2 separate regions of the Homo sapiens genome follow, and region 2 is linked to region 1. A link is an interaction called in ENCODE POLR2A ChIA-PET data of the cell type or tissue named here. Cell type or tissue: HCT116. All regions are shown on one strand. Links, peaks and the distances in the headings refer to the core of each region. The heading gives the core; the rest is flanking DNA.

Region 1 (7,491 bases), core at 1,670-5,669:
CCAAGCACCATGCTCTCCTCTATGCTATTCCCCTAGCCCTTCACAGCCCAGTGTGCCCCTGGGATGAAACCCTCAGCCCTCCAAGGGTACCAGGCAGGCACTGGCTTGGATTCCCTTTGGGGTAAACCAGTGTGGCCACATTCTTGCTCTTTTCCCAGACCTGAACTTTTTTCCTTCCTATTCACTAATGTTATCAAAACAAACAGAGAGCATGGTTTATGGTGCATGAGGCTTAATTTGACTTAATATATAGACCGCACATATTCCTCAGGAATCCATTAAGTTTAATTGAGTGCAGGCTGTAGACCACGTCCGAGGAAGGACCCGGGTCATCTACAGTTCACATGGCAGAAATGAGTGAGTCACTCGTTGATGGCACAGCCAGGGCTGGATTACCTTGCGGCTTCCTTCCTTAAATGGCCAGAGATTCCAACTGCTGCGTGAATAACAAAGGCCTTAATGTCCCATTGGCCAGTGGAGACCAGGCCAGCAAAGCAAAGGAACCTCAGCAGCTGTTTTTTTCCAGAGTGCCGAAGGCTGCAATCTTAGCCCGGCTCAGCTGTCACGGTGAAACCTAGTGGGGTCCTGCCGGGAGAGCACAGATGGCTCAGGGCCATCGGTCCCACCCCTGGAAAACCACAGTTGGAATCTGTGTCCTGTGGGCAGGGGTCTCCCATGCAGTGTGCTCTGTGGCCAACCCCCTGCCCAGGGAAGCATTGCTTTTTCACTCGAAGGGAACTGCATTATTGGGTAATGCTTCGGGCATAGGAAGAACAGTATTTAAGAATGCGCAGGATGACAAACTTTATCTTCTCCCTCAAACTTTTTTCTTGTTCTTTGGGTTTTATATATTTTTTTTCTTTTTTGAGACAGGGTCTCACTCTGTCACCCAGGCTGGAGTGCAGTGGCACGATCTCAGCTCACTGCAACCTCCACCTCCCAGGTTCAAGCAATTTTCCTGCCTCAGCCTCTCGAGTGGCTGGGACTACAGGTGCCCACCACCATGCTCGGCTAATTTTTGTATTTTTAGTAGAGACGGGGTTTCACCACGTTGGCCAGGCTGGTCTTGAACTCCTGGCCTCAAGTGACCTGCCCACCTCGGCCTCCCAAAGTGCTGGGATTACAGGAGTGAGCCACCAAGCATGGCCCTCCCTCAAACTTTGAATGTCTTATCCACTGTCTTCACTTTCTCTTTCCTGCTTTTTTGTTCTTGACACTCCATTTGTGTCTCTGGAGGACTGGCTAAGTATTAGATAACTATTAAATGACAAATAATAATGACATTTAATAAATATTAAATGTTAAATGTGCAATGTGCTTCTTTGTTAATTAAGCTAAAACAGAGGAATACAAAAGTTTCCATCTATGTGAGGGTCACCCTCATCTCAACTTCTGGTTCTTTCCTGAAGGAAGTCTATGAAAAATCAAGATTCCCCATTCATTATAATGCCCCATAGAAACGGATTATTCTTCTGATGAAAAGGGGGAAAGGATCAATGGTAAACAAAGAACGCTAAAAAGGAGATTGGGAGCAGAATAGCTTAGAGGTTCCAAAGATGACTTGCAGAACCCACGCACAGGGCTTTGAGTGCTAACTCTGACACATTGTTGGGGGACCTTGGGCAAGTCCCTTAAACCATCAGAACCTCAGCTTTCTCATTTGTGAAATGGGAACAATAATACTGAGACTACCGGGAAGGCAACACGAGGTAATGTGGAATGCTCCATAGTTCGCAAGAGCTCAGGAAATGTGGGCTCCATTTCCCTCCTCCTTTTCCCCTCTTAAAGTCTTGATATTTTTCAGCTGTGTACGAACAACACTGGGATGGGCTTTGGCAGATCGTTTAAGGCAAGTTGACTGCCCAGAAGAATTTGTTCCAATCCTAAGGCCTCTCCATATTAATAGGACTGATTGTGTCAAAGCTGATGGAGTCTTTGGTTCCTGGCCAGGGTGCAGAAGCATGAGGGCCTCTTTCATGCTTATGAATGACTGGGTTTGGTGAGCTTCTTTGATGAGCTTCTTTGTCCATATTCAAGGGAATGGGGTCAGTGTCCCTTCCCTAGAAACACTGCACCCACATCTTTGCCCCTTAAAGGGCTGCTTTGTTGTGTCTGCTGTTGTTTTATCTAAACTTTCTTTAAATTGACCTCCTTTCTCTGCAGTATATGCTAAAATAATTGGCCCCTGACCAAATATTTCTGAAAGGAGCCCTAATGCTTTTGGTTAAATGCCAAATAAACAAGTCTCCTGCTGGGGGAGGGTCCTCTTCTGACAGACCCAAAGCCTTGCAGAGCATGAGGCATTGACCACTGTCCTCTCCGCAGATGGAGAGACTCCCCAGGGTCTGTCCGCCTGAGAATAGAGCCTACCCTTCTGTGTGGTGGCACCATCTCCCCACTCTTTGTCTGTCTGCCCTGCAAGGCGTCCCTGTCCTCTGGCTCAGCTACTGTTCCAGGATCAACAAACATGTTGACTTACAGTAAGTCCTCTTGGCTCCCCCATCCCCTGCTCCCTCCCATTGCCCAGAACCATGACATGGAATTAAAATGTGGCCGAACACCCAATGAAGCTATTATGATTTGAACCCAATGAGTATGACCTGACACTCCACGAGGCTGGTTGGGTTTCAGTGGCTAAAACTGCCCAGCGTGCTCAGTTATTTCTTGACACAGATTTCACTCTCTAAAACGGCCTCTCAAAAAAGGATGGTGAGCACTACAATCCCATTTTGAGGATGAATTTGAGAAAGAATGACCTGGAAGAGTACAAATCAAAATGTTAGCATAAGCTGCATCTCCAGCATGGGATTATAGTTTATTTATTTTATTTTATTTCTTAGCTGTATTTTCTAAAATTTCCCTAATAGTCATGTTTCATTCTTGCAATAAAAAAATGAAAAGTTAGGTTTTCAAGTAAATATTGCTAAAACAGTGGCCCACAAATACATCATTTTTTTTCCTGTAGGATGAGCCAAATGCTGACGGTTTTCCTTTTTTTCAGGTATAAATCATTATTTGCTTTGTGTGAGTTGGTGAGTGCTATTTACAAGGCTATTTTAAACTAACAAGCTTATTTTGGAAGGTTATGATAGACTTAGAGGGAATTACAGGATTTGAGTTGGGCAATATCTTGGACGCAGTGCCTGTTATGATGGACAAGAGAAGAAATGACTAAGTGCCTCTTTGGCGGAGACGGAGCCGGAGCAAGCCACTTTAAGTTCCAATGAATTCAAGTAATTACCTTTTTTATATGTCAGTAAAAAACTTCAGCACCCCCTAGAGAGGCTAGGTGTGGATGGTGTCTCTCTTTAACACTTCTTTTCCCAAGACTGGCTAAGGAAGGAATTTGGCTTGATTAGGAACCTTAGTGCTTGCAAGCGTGTGTGTTGAGGTGTTTTTCTGGTGAGTGGTTAACTCATGTTTCAGAACAACAGGGCAGCATTTAGAACATAAAAGAGACACGCAAGATGACTTTCCCGCCAATGGGACGCTCTGGGTTTAGGTAACACTGAACCCTGTGGATGCGCAGAGGTGCTTCCTGACCTGCACTGAAGCCTGCAGAAGGTAGAGGGCGCCATGGGTGGAATTCCCACTTGGCTCCCATATCCGCTGTCAAGTTCCTTAGCTTCCGCTCTGTCCCTGAGTAATGGGAGCAGCTGATCCTGTGTTTCAATGAGTGCTTGCTTTCTGCCTCCAGGGCCCCAGGGAGACCCAGGCCCGCCAGTACCCAGGGCCTGTGTGCGCAGAGTCCGGGTGTTGGAGGCCGCTGCGGAGGGGCTGGCACGGTGGGCTGGGCCGGGAGCCGCAGCGCCCCAGGCGTGGTGTGCCAAGTCTCAGCAGAGCAGACCGGGCTTGACCGACGCTGGCTCCGAGCAGGCCGGGCGAGCCCTCCATTTTGGAAAGGCTCAGGGGATGTTGAAAGGATCTGGCAAGGTTCAGGCCTGCTACAGAGAATCGGTGCTTCTCCACCCGCTTGGATTTGGTGAACACTTCGCAGACACAGGCGGTGATGCCAGCCTTACGAATAAAGAGACTTCCAGAATATCCTGGGGCTCACCTAAGGGAGGGCTGCTGGAGAAGAGTGGCTAGGATGGGAACCTGTGATATTTTCATAGGAAATGAGCGTTTCGTCTGTGCAAACAGTGCACACGAAATCTCCTTTGCGTTACACGTTGGAAATGGTTTTGTGTTCAGAGCCAATGCGGCGGCTTGGGGTCTAGTGTTGGAAAGAATCATAACCCTGATCCTAAAGAGAATGTCAGGTTCTGGGAAGTACAATCAAACATAAAGTTCATTCCAATATCTGGCCCGAGAAGGCAGGCCGGGGGAACATTTCTTTATGTAATAGGGATTCCCATCAAAGTTGTTTATAAGCTGTTTTATGATGCTGTGAGTTGTGATGCAAATCCTGTTCTCTTATTGATTTATGTTATGGGTTTGTGGACTGTCAAAATTACAAAAATAAATCTTAATTTGGGCTATTATAAGTTCAGAATTTGTGATAGCTCAGATGTGAATCTATGAACGTTTATCTTTGTCTATTTAGTTACCTGTTTCTTCTTAGAGAATACAGATTAACAGGACAAAAAAAAAAAAAAAAAAAGCCCCGATGAACAATGTTTAAAATCATTGACGGAAGAAATTGTTTCCAAGCACCCACAAGTAAATAAACACACATGTATTGAACACTGCTGGTCACCACGGGGTGGGGGTGGGGGTAAGGATATAAAGAGAAAGAGGAAGTCTCTGCCCTCAGCATTTAAAACCAACACTAGGTGAGGTGTGGTGGCTCCTGCCTGTATCCCAGCATTTTGGCAGTCCAAGGCAGGAGCATTGCTTGAGGCCAGGAATTCGAGACCAGTCCGGGGAACATAGCCAAATAAAAAAATTAGTCTAGCATGGTGGTGTGTACTTGTAGTCCTAGCTTCTTGGGAGGCTGAGGCTGGAGGATCTCTTGAGCCCAGGAGTTGGGTGTTACAGTGAGCTATGATTGTGTCACTGCACCCTAGTCTGGGTGACAGAGTGAGACCCTGTCTCTAAAAAAAAAAAAGTTAAAATTAAAAAAAAGCAAAAACAAACGCCAAGGGCTCAAATCACTAAGGGCTCAAATAAATTTAATACAAGACAGAGTGCTTTAAATATATCCCTTTCATTCCCAACCTTCTTAAAAGAGGAAATTATGTTTCTTGCTGCCTTCCTGTACCTCACGCTCAAATCTCAAACCGACGAAGCCTGATTTCTTTTAAAAACCTTTTTTTAATTTTCAAAAATTAGTTTTTACTTTTTAGAGATTATTTTTTGGAGACGGAGTTCTCACTATGTTGCCCTGGCTAGGCTCCAACTCCTAGGCACAAGCGATCCTCCCGCCTCAGCCTCCCAAGTAGCTGGGACAACATGCATGTGCCACCATGCCTGGCTTGAAGCCTGATTTCTAATCCTTCCAATCAACTGAAATGCTAAACATTCACTAATCAATAGGCAGTCAGGAGCCTGTCTTCAGTTCTCCTCTTGCTTAAATCTTAGCAGCATTCGATGCTACCGATTGTTTTCGACTTCTTGTTACACTATGATCCCTGGATTCTTTCTCCTGTCTGGTTTCCATCCCAGCTTGTGAATATTCTTTTAGAGGCTCTTACTGACTCTTCTCTCAGTCTTACAATGCCATTGTTTCCCAGGGTTTCATCCTCATGTTTTCTCTTCTCACTCCGGATGCTTTCTCTGAACAAGCTCATAAGCTCCCATTATTTCAACCACAAGTGATATATACCATAACTCAGAAATCTGCTCTTAGCGCTGACCTCCCCACCGACAAGTGTAAGCTTCCTAAAGCTCCTGAGCACTAAGTGGCATACAAAGAGGAAGATTATTATGTTGGCCGTGTGAGGAATGGATTGGACAGAGGTACAGTAGGGAAGGCATGTGGACTAAGAGCCTTTTGGGTCTAGGTGAGGGGTTATGAGGTGCCTTGAACATCTTGATCTACTGTAAATTTGCTTTACTTCCATTCTGCCTCTTCCCACAATATCTTGAGTTATGTGTTTATGTGCCCACCTCCTTTACCAGGCTGTGAGTTATTTGAGGGGAAAGACTATGACTCTCATCTTTGTCTCTTTCGTCCACAGTAAATATGGTAGTATGAGCTACTTACACCATTCAGGCAGCAGTGGGATAGGAAAAGAGGGAAGACATCTTTGATGTTGATACACTCATTGAAGGCACTAGTTGACCAGTTGGATGTGAAGTCTGAGGAGGTGAGAGGAATGGAGGAGGATGCTGAGCATCAAGTCCGGGTGACTGGGGCTGGTGAGACCATGAACTGAGAGAAGGCACACGGAAACAGGGGGCGGTGGAGCCAGCGTGTTGGGATTTGGGTGCAGAGAGACTGAGGCACAGTGGAGTTTGGATGTGGAAATGCTCAGGAGGCAGGTGGAAGCACAACACTGTGTTGACCTGCTGCGACTTAGTTCATGAAACTGAAAGCATTGAGGCTGGGAGTTTAAAAAATGGAATTACGCTAGGTATATCTCCTAATGCCATCCCTCCCCACTCCCCTCACCCCACAACAGGCCCCGGTGTGTGATGTTCCCCTTCCTGTGTCCAAGTGTTTTATGACGAGTTAATGGGTGCAGCACACCAACATGGCACACGTATACATATGTAACAAACCTGCACGTTGTGCACATGTACCCTAGAACTTAAAGTAATATATATGGAATTACCCCCTGAATAATGGCTTCTGAGGGTTTAGGAAGGTCCTTAGAAATCATCTAATCCAATTGTTTGTTGAACGCCTGACTCCTCTGTACAGCTTTCCAGCTGACCTTCCTGCACTTTGGTCTCAGTTGGCAAACTCTCCCTGTGTTTACAGCATTTTTCCTTTTTGATTCACCTTCAAAGACTTCAAAGTCTCTTTTACTTCCAGTTTTAAGTTTCTCTAGCCTTTTTGTCATAACAGATTTTTGTCAGTTATCTGTTTAGAGAGAACTTTTCTTTCTTTCTTTTTTTTTTTAGAGATAGGGTCTTGCTATGTTGCCAAGGCTGGTCTGAAGTCCTCACCTTAAGTGATTCTCCTGCCTTGGCCTCCCAAAGTGCTGGGATTAAAGGCATGAGCCACCATGCCTGGCCTAGAGAAATCTATTACTGAACATTTAGCTTAGGGGTCCATAATTTTACTGTTGGGCTATCTGAAAGTAGGGTTGTTTTAGACTCTGTAAGAGAAGCTTTGGGTTAACTGGGAGACAAAATGTAAGAATTGGCTTAATTCACAGCAACTGACTCTATTATATCTCCAAGGTTTCCACTCTTGGATTTGCTAACTCTTAGGGAAGCTAGAAGCAGACTGCCTGCATGTGGGTCTTGGCTGTATTCCCTACCAGCTGGGAACATTCGGCAGGTTACTTAACCGCTGAGAACTTTTGTTTCTTCCAGTAAATGGAGATACTGGTGGTATGAATTTCATAGGGTTGTTAAGAAGATTGAACATGAAATGCT
Region 2 (7,491 bases), core at 1,449-5,448, 680 kb before region 1:
CGGCCAGGAATTTAATAAGTAGAATATAGAGAAGAGAAAATTACCAAAGAAAAAAAAACTCAGGAGAGTGGGCCTCTAGATTCAAAGGGCCTATCCAGAAAAATTAATGAAAAGATCTACACTAAGTCATATCTTCATAATATTTCAGAAGAGGCCGGGCACGGTGGTTCACACCTGTAATCCGAGCACTTTGGGAGGCTATGGTGGGAGGATCACTTGAGCCCAGGAGTTCCAGAGCAGCTTGGGCAAGATGTTGAGACCTCATCTATACAAAAAATCAAAAAGTTAGTCCAGTGTGGTGGTGCAGGCCAGTGGTCCCACCTTCTCAGGAGCCTGAGGCGGAGGATTGCTTGAGCCTGGGAGGTGGAGGTTCCAGTGAGCTATGATCGTGCCACTGCACTCCAGTCTGGGTGGCAGAGTGAGACCCTGTCTCAAAAACAAACAACAAAAAAAATTCGGAACACTGGAGATGAAGAGAAAACATTAATCCATAGAAGGCAAAAAATAAATATTACACATAAAGATTCTGGAATCAGAATGGCAGTGGAACTCTCAAGAACAGCATTGGAAACTGGCAGACAACAAAACAATGCTTTCAATATTTTGAGGAAAAAATAATTTTTTGAATTAGAATTCTCTGCCTCACCAGACCATTAATCAAATGAGAGAGTAAAATAAAGACATTTTCACCTCCTGGCCAGGCATGGTGGCTCACGCCTGTAATCCCAGCACTTGGGGAGGCCGAGGTGGGCGGATCACGAGGTCAGGAGTTCGAGACGAGCCTGACCAACATGCTGAAACCCCGTCTCTACTAAAAACAAAAAACATTAGCCGGGCATGGTGGCACGCACCTGTAATCCCAGCTACTCAGGAGGCTGAGGCAGGAGAATTGCTTGAACCCAAGAAGTGGAGGTTGCAGTGAGCAGAGTTGGAGCCACTGCACTCCAGCCTGGGTGACAGAGGGAGACCCCATCTCAAAAAAAAAAAAAAAAGACATTTTCACTTCCTGGGCACCTTCTTCCAGAGCCACCAGAGGCTACACTCCACCAGAATGAGGGGATAACCCACTGAAGAGTAGGACCACAGTCAGGACAAAGGGATCTGACCCAGGAGAAAGGTGAAAGGGGCCTCCAGACGGCAGCTACACCCAGAGAGAGCCAGTCCAGAAAGGAACTGGGGCCCTGAAGTCCAGGGGAAAATGGACACTGATAGCTACATTATTTCATGTGTGTTTGACCACGTAGAAAATCTTATGCGGGGGTTTTGCAATTCAGTTGGAGAATGTGGAAAGAAATAGTAATAATGACATGGGAAATTGAGCAAATGGGAAATTAAATAGTATAAGAAAGAGAATGTAATGCGAATGCATTACTTAGCTCAACAGTGAACAACACTCACATAGAAATAATAGGGTCAATAATAAATATTGGCTTAACCAATATCTTGATATAATTATGTTTGCAGGGTTGAGGAAGTAGAAGTGGCAGGCTGGGATAATATGAGAGTAGAGGCCGGGCGCGGTGGCTCACACCTGTAATCTCAGCACTTTGGGAGGCCGAGGCGGGTGGATCACCTGAGGTCAGGAGTTTGACACCAGCCTGGCCAACATAGTGAAACTTCGTCTCTCCTAAAAATATAAAAAATTAGCTGGGCATGGTGGCGGGCGCCTGTAATCCCAGCTACTCAGGAGGCTAAAGCAGGAGAATCGCTTGAACCTGGGAGGCGGAGGTTGCAGTGAGCCAAGATTGTGCCATTGCACTCCAGCCTGGGCGACAAGAGTGAAACTGCGTCTCAAAAAAAAAAAAGAAAGAGAAAGAGAGTAGAATACCTTCATCCTGGCTGGCGTGGTGGCTCATGCCTATAATCCCAGCAATTTGAGAGGCTGAGGCAGGTGGATTCCTTGGGTTCAGGAGTTCAGAGATCAGCCTGAGCAACAGGGCTAAACCCTGTCTGCAAAAAAATAAAAAAGAAAAAAAAATAGCCAGGCATGGTGGTGTGTGTCTGTAGTCCCAGCTACTAAGGAGGCTGAGATGGGAGGATCGCTTGAGCCCGGGAAGTTGAGGCTGCAGGGAAGCATGGTCGTGCCACTGCGCTCCAGCTTGTGTGACAGAGTGAGACACTGTCTCAAAATAAATACGTAGAGAGATGTAGCTATCTCCTATTGGTTGTGTTTCTTTGGAGAACCCTGATGAATACAGCATCACTTCCGCCATGCTCTATCGGTCAAAGCAGTCACCAAGATCCACCCAGGTTAGAGGGGAGGAAACACAGAGCCCCCTACTCCATTCTGTGGGAGAAATGTCATGGTCTCATTGGAAGAAAAGCATTGTGAGCTGGGAGATATTGTAGCCATCTTTGGAAAATACAATCTGTCACAGGCAGGGAACTGCTGTTTTTTGTAATAAACCTTATAGTACTATCTCACTATTTAAACAGTGTATGTGTATCATTTTTATAAAATGATAAAAAAATCTTAAATACAAGTTTAGTGCATATAGAAGCTATTCTTATGATCCTTTGGCAAAAGAGGAGAATGCTGTCAGAGAGGTTAAGAGAATGTTTGAGTTAGGGCTGGGATTTGAATCAGATCCATTGATCTTCATTCAGAGCTCTTTTCTTTATTACTAACCAGAAGACCAAGGGGAGTCACTGTCATTTACATTAATGACCACAGCCTATCTCAATTATAATAGTTAACAAGTGGGCTGGCTCTCCAACCTCAGCATGCTAGCTTTACCTGTTAGCCTGAATATTAATATGAACTTTGAATGCAAATGATCAATCTCAACTAACCAAGATCAAAGCAGACACTGTTGCTGTCTAATATGATGCTTCGTGTGTCTGAAAATGGAATTTGTATTTTTAGACAGCAGATCCTGGAATTGGAGTTGCACTTAGCATCCTTCAGGGTGATTCTGCCTTAGGCTTGGAATTTTTTTTTTTTTTGAGACGGAGTCTTGCTCTGTCGCCCAGGCTGGAGTGCAGTGGCACGATCCTGGCTCACTGCAAGCTCCGCCTCCCGGGTTCATGCCATTCTCCTCCCTCAGCCTCCCGAGTAGCTGGGACTACAGGCGCCCGCCACCACGCCCGGCTAATTTTTTGTATTTTTAGTAGAGACGGGGTTTCACTGTGTTAGCCAGGATGGTCTTGATCTCCTGACCTCGTGATCCGCCCGCCTCGGCCTCCCAAAGTGCTGGGATTACAGGCATGAGTCACCGTGCCCGGCCCAGCCAGGCTTGGAATTTTTAATGTCCACTTAAAACACACACACACACACACATATACACACCCACCCACACACACACACAAACACACACACACTCCAAACTAAAATAAAACAAAAATGAAAACAGAAGTCTTTCAAATAAGGCTCTGCCTAGATCAGGAATGCTACCCTTGCCTACTCTCAACATACACAGGCACAAACCACCAAGTTTCCCAGGAGAGGACACTGAACTTGGGCCTGTGATAGCTCAAGGCATGAGCCACTGGTCTTCAAATCCATCCCCATTGCCAGCACATCGCATCACTCTGCCACTGACTCACTCCTTCCGAGGAGCTACCGCTATTCCCAGACCACAGCCGAGGACTAGGACACAGATTCTGGGTGGTCAGGTATATTGGTCAAGTTTGAACCTGGTCCATGAAGCAAGAATGCCTCATGCAAAAAAACATAAACTGCAAATAGAAACAGGAGGAAGAAGAGGAAGAGCCTCCCCACATTACATACTTGAAATGTTTAATGAAAGGTGTTCCTGCTGGCTTCGTTGAAAATGATCTTTACAACTTTCTAATTGGACAGATAATGCACCTGAGAATCTGGACTCAAGTTATGTGACCATTAGTGGAATCTACATAACTGTGCCTAGCAGGAGTTGAGTAATTCTAAAACTTACTTTTGGCCGGGCGCGGTGGCTCATACCTATAATCCCAGCACTTTGGGAGGCCGAGGTGGGCGGATCACCTGAGATCAGCAGTTCGAGGTCAGCAGTTCAAGGCCAGCCTGGCCAACATGGCGAAACCCCATCTCTACTAAAAATACAAAAATTAGCTGGGCATGGTGGTACACACCTGTAATCCCAGTTACTGAGGAGGCTGAGGCAGGAGAATCACTTGAACCCGGGAGACAGAGGCTGCAGTGAGCTGAGGTTACACCACTGCACTCAAGCCTGGGTGAGAGTGAGACACCATCTCAAAAAAAATAATAATATTAATAACATTAAAGTTACTTTTTTTTTTTTTTGAGACAGAGTCTCGCTCTGTCGCCCAGGCTGGAGGGCAGTGGCGCTATCTCAGCTCACTGCAAACTCCGCCTCCCAGGTTCACGCCATTCTCCTGCCTCAGCCTCCCGAGTAGCTGGGACTACAGGCGCCCACCACCTTGCCCAGCTAATTTTTTGTATTTTTTAGTAGAGATGGGGTTTCACCACGTTAGCCAGGATGGTCTTGATCTCCAGACCTCGTGATCCGCCCGCCTCGGCCTCCCAAAGTGCTGGGATTACAGGCATGAGCCACCGTGCCCGGCCTAAAGTTACTTATTTAAAAATGCAGGGCATAGAGGGAAGAAAGGGGAAGCAAGAGTGGAACACGATCTCTCAGAAATTCCATTGCAAGGCCGGGCATGGTGGCTCACACCTGTAATCCCAGCATTTTGAGAGGCTGAGGCAGGTGGATCACTTGAGGTCAGGAGTTTGAGACCAGCCTAGGCAACAGGGCGAAATCTTGTCTCTACTAAAAATACAAAAATTAGCTGGGTGTGGTGGCAGGTGCCTGTAATCCCAGCTACTCAGGAGGCTGAGGCAGGAGAATCACTTGAACCTGGGAGACAGAGGTTGCAGTGAGCTGAGATCGCGCCACTGCACTCCAGCCTCGGCGACAGAGCAAGATTCTGTCTCAAAAAAAAAAAAAAAAAAAAGAAAAAAAATTCCATTGCAAATATAAGGGCTCAGGATAGTTTTCAAAAGAATCCAAGTCCGAAACGTCAGAAAGAAGGGGAAAAATTTTTTGGCAGTGCTGGGCAAGCTGAGTTGGTGGTGAGGCTGTGGCAGGTGGAGGGGTTATAACCAAAGAACAAGGGATGGGTGTGTGAGGGACCATAGGAAAAGACGGAATTCCTTTTGAGCCCAAATTAGGGCTGCAGGGTAGAACTCAGCCTTGAGATAGGAAAATGGAAATGTAGTACCCAAATAGGAGGATCGTAACAGGGGCTTGAAGATGCACCTAGAAGAGATTTGTTAGAACTCTGTGTATGCGCAAAGCTGAGTTAGGAGGTGATATCCTCACTATTCATTATGGGCTGAATTATGTCTCTCCAAAATTCATATATTGACATCCCAACACCAAGAACCTAAGAATGTGACTCTATTTGGAGATAGTGCCTTTAAAGAAGTAATTTTTTTTTTTGAGACGGAGTCTCACTCTGTCGCTCAGACTGGAGTGCAGTGGCACGATCTTGGCTCACTGTAACCTCTGCCTCCTGGGTTCAAGTGATTCTCCTGTCTCAGCCTCCTGAGTAGCTGAGATTACAGGTGAGCGCCACCACACCCGGCTAATTTTTTTATTTTTGGTAGGGACGGGGTTTCACCATGTTGACCTGGCTGATGTCAAACTCCTGGCCTGAAGCGATCTGCCTGCCTTGGCCTTCCAAAGTGCTGGGATTACAGGCATGAGCCACTGTGCCCGGCTCCTTCATGCATTTATCATCCACGTTTTGATGTTAGGTCTAGCAAGACCGTTCAAATGCATAGGTTGATACAAATTTTTGATGAGATTTATTAAAATAAAAGATGCAGATAAAAAATGCACTCCTGATTGATTTATTTATTTTGCTCAAGTATGGAAAAGAGAGTTCTCTTGGCCACTAAAGCCCTAATTAAAAAATAAAGCACATTGTGATTGGAGAGCCATACTCTATATACATAATAAATGAGGCCTTAGACGGGCACACAGGTGGAGCTGACTGACTGGCAGGCAGGGCATATTCTTTGTGGCTTCTTTGGCCCTGAGGAAGCACATTTTTTAAAACCAAAAAAATAGATAACCAACTATAATAAAGTGACATGGAAAACTAACTTTATAAATATAATACTCTAAGAGGCCAGAATGGGGAAAATGGCAGCAGAGAAATGTGTCCTCATAGATTTGAACTGGGTCATCCGCAAAGCTTTGGCGATTGCTCTGAAGACTTCAGATTTTATTCTGGAAGCATGTTGAGGCATCAGAAGTGCCAAGAGCTGGGCGTGGAGGCTCAGACGTGTAATCCTAGCACTTTGGGAGAATGGTTTGAGGTTAAGAGTTCAAGATCAGCCTGGGCGACATAGCAAGGTGCCCCCATCCCCAATCTCTTAAAAAAAACAAAGTGCCTGGCCAGGCGTGGTGGCTCGCGCCTGTAATCCCAGCACTTCGGGAGGCTGAGGCGGGTGGATCACAAGGTCAGGAGTTCAAGGCCAGCCTGGCCAATATTGTGAAACCCCGTCTCTACTAAAAATACAAAAATTAGCCGGGCATGGTGATGTGTGCCTGTAATCCCAGCTACTTCGGAGGCTGAGGTAAGAGAATCGCTTGAGCCCGGGAGGTGGAGGTTGCAGTGAGCCGAGATCGCGCCACTGTACTCCAGTGTGGGCGACTAGAGCAAGACTCCAACTCCCCCAACCCCCCAAAAAAAGTGCCAAGAGGTAATCATATTGGTAGTTTATTAACTTAACTCTGAAAGCCAGAAGGAAGAGGATGTAGCACAGATAGGGGCCCAGAAGTAGGAATAATTCAAAATAGAGATAAATAGGAACTGAATGAGGGCAAGAGCCATGAAAATTGGGGAAACATATGGATTTTTTCAGAGATATTCAAAGATAGAAGCAAGAGGACTAGGTGGCATTAAATTTAATGACATTAAAGACCATTAAATTAAAGGTCTAGGCCAGTGCAGTGGCTCATACCTTTAATCCCAGCACTTTGGGAGGCTGAGGCAGGTGGATCACCTGAGGTCAGAAGTTTAAGACCAGCCTGACCAACAAGGTGAAACCCTGTCTCTACTAAAAATACAAAAATTAGCTGGGCACGCTGGTGCATGCCTATAATCCCAGCTCCACCGGAGGCTGATGTGGGAGAATCGCTTGAACCTGGGAGGTGGAGGTTGCAGTGAGCTGAGATTGTGCCATTGCACTCCAGACTGGGCAACAGAGCAAGATTCTGTCTCAAAATAAAATAAAATAAAATAAATAAAAGAAAAAAGAAAAGTCTAGGGAAACAGTAAAGTCAAGGCTTCTGGCTTACATAATATATTAGTTTTCTATTGCTACTGGGACAAATTATCACAAATCTAGTGTCTTAACATAAATTTATTATCTAACAATTGTGGTGGTCAGAAGTCTGAGAGGGGTCTCACTGGGCTAAAATTAAGGTGTTGCAGGGCTGTGTTTCTTTCTAGGGGCTCTCAGAAGGAATCTGTCTTCCTGCTTTTTCCATTTTCTAGCAGCTATCCACATTCCTTGGC

The links. Peaks named below come from ENCODE experiments on the same cell type or tissue, not always from the same donor. Only the 100,000 strongest peaks of a DNase experiment are listed, where the experiment ranks them.
Region 2: POLR2A ChIA-PET joins it to region 1 with 5 read pairs; 2 of 35 experiments call an interaction of 5 or more read pairs at or near these places.

What each region holds. Positions count from the first base shown.
Region 1 is chr1:244,207,402-244,214,892 of GRCh38, reverse strand. No RefSeq gene overlaps it. Among named protein-coding and RNA genes, the nearest start is that of SPMIP3, 140 kb to the left of the region's middle. In HCT116, for the core only: a CTCF peak has its summit at 3,567; a DNase peak (open chromatin) is centred at 3,532.
Region 2 is chr1:244,888,673-244,896,163 of GRCh38, reverse strand. All of the region lies in intron 2 of LOC124904588 (UPF0764 protein C16orf89-like), which reads left to right. Among named protein-coding and RNA genes, the nearest start is that of HNRNPU, 28 kb to the right of the region's middle. In HCT116, for the core only: no CTCF peak of the experiment used is centred there; a DNase peak (open chromatin) is centred at 3,493.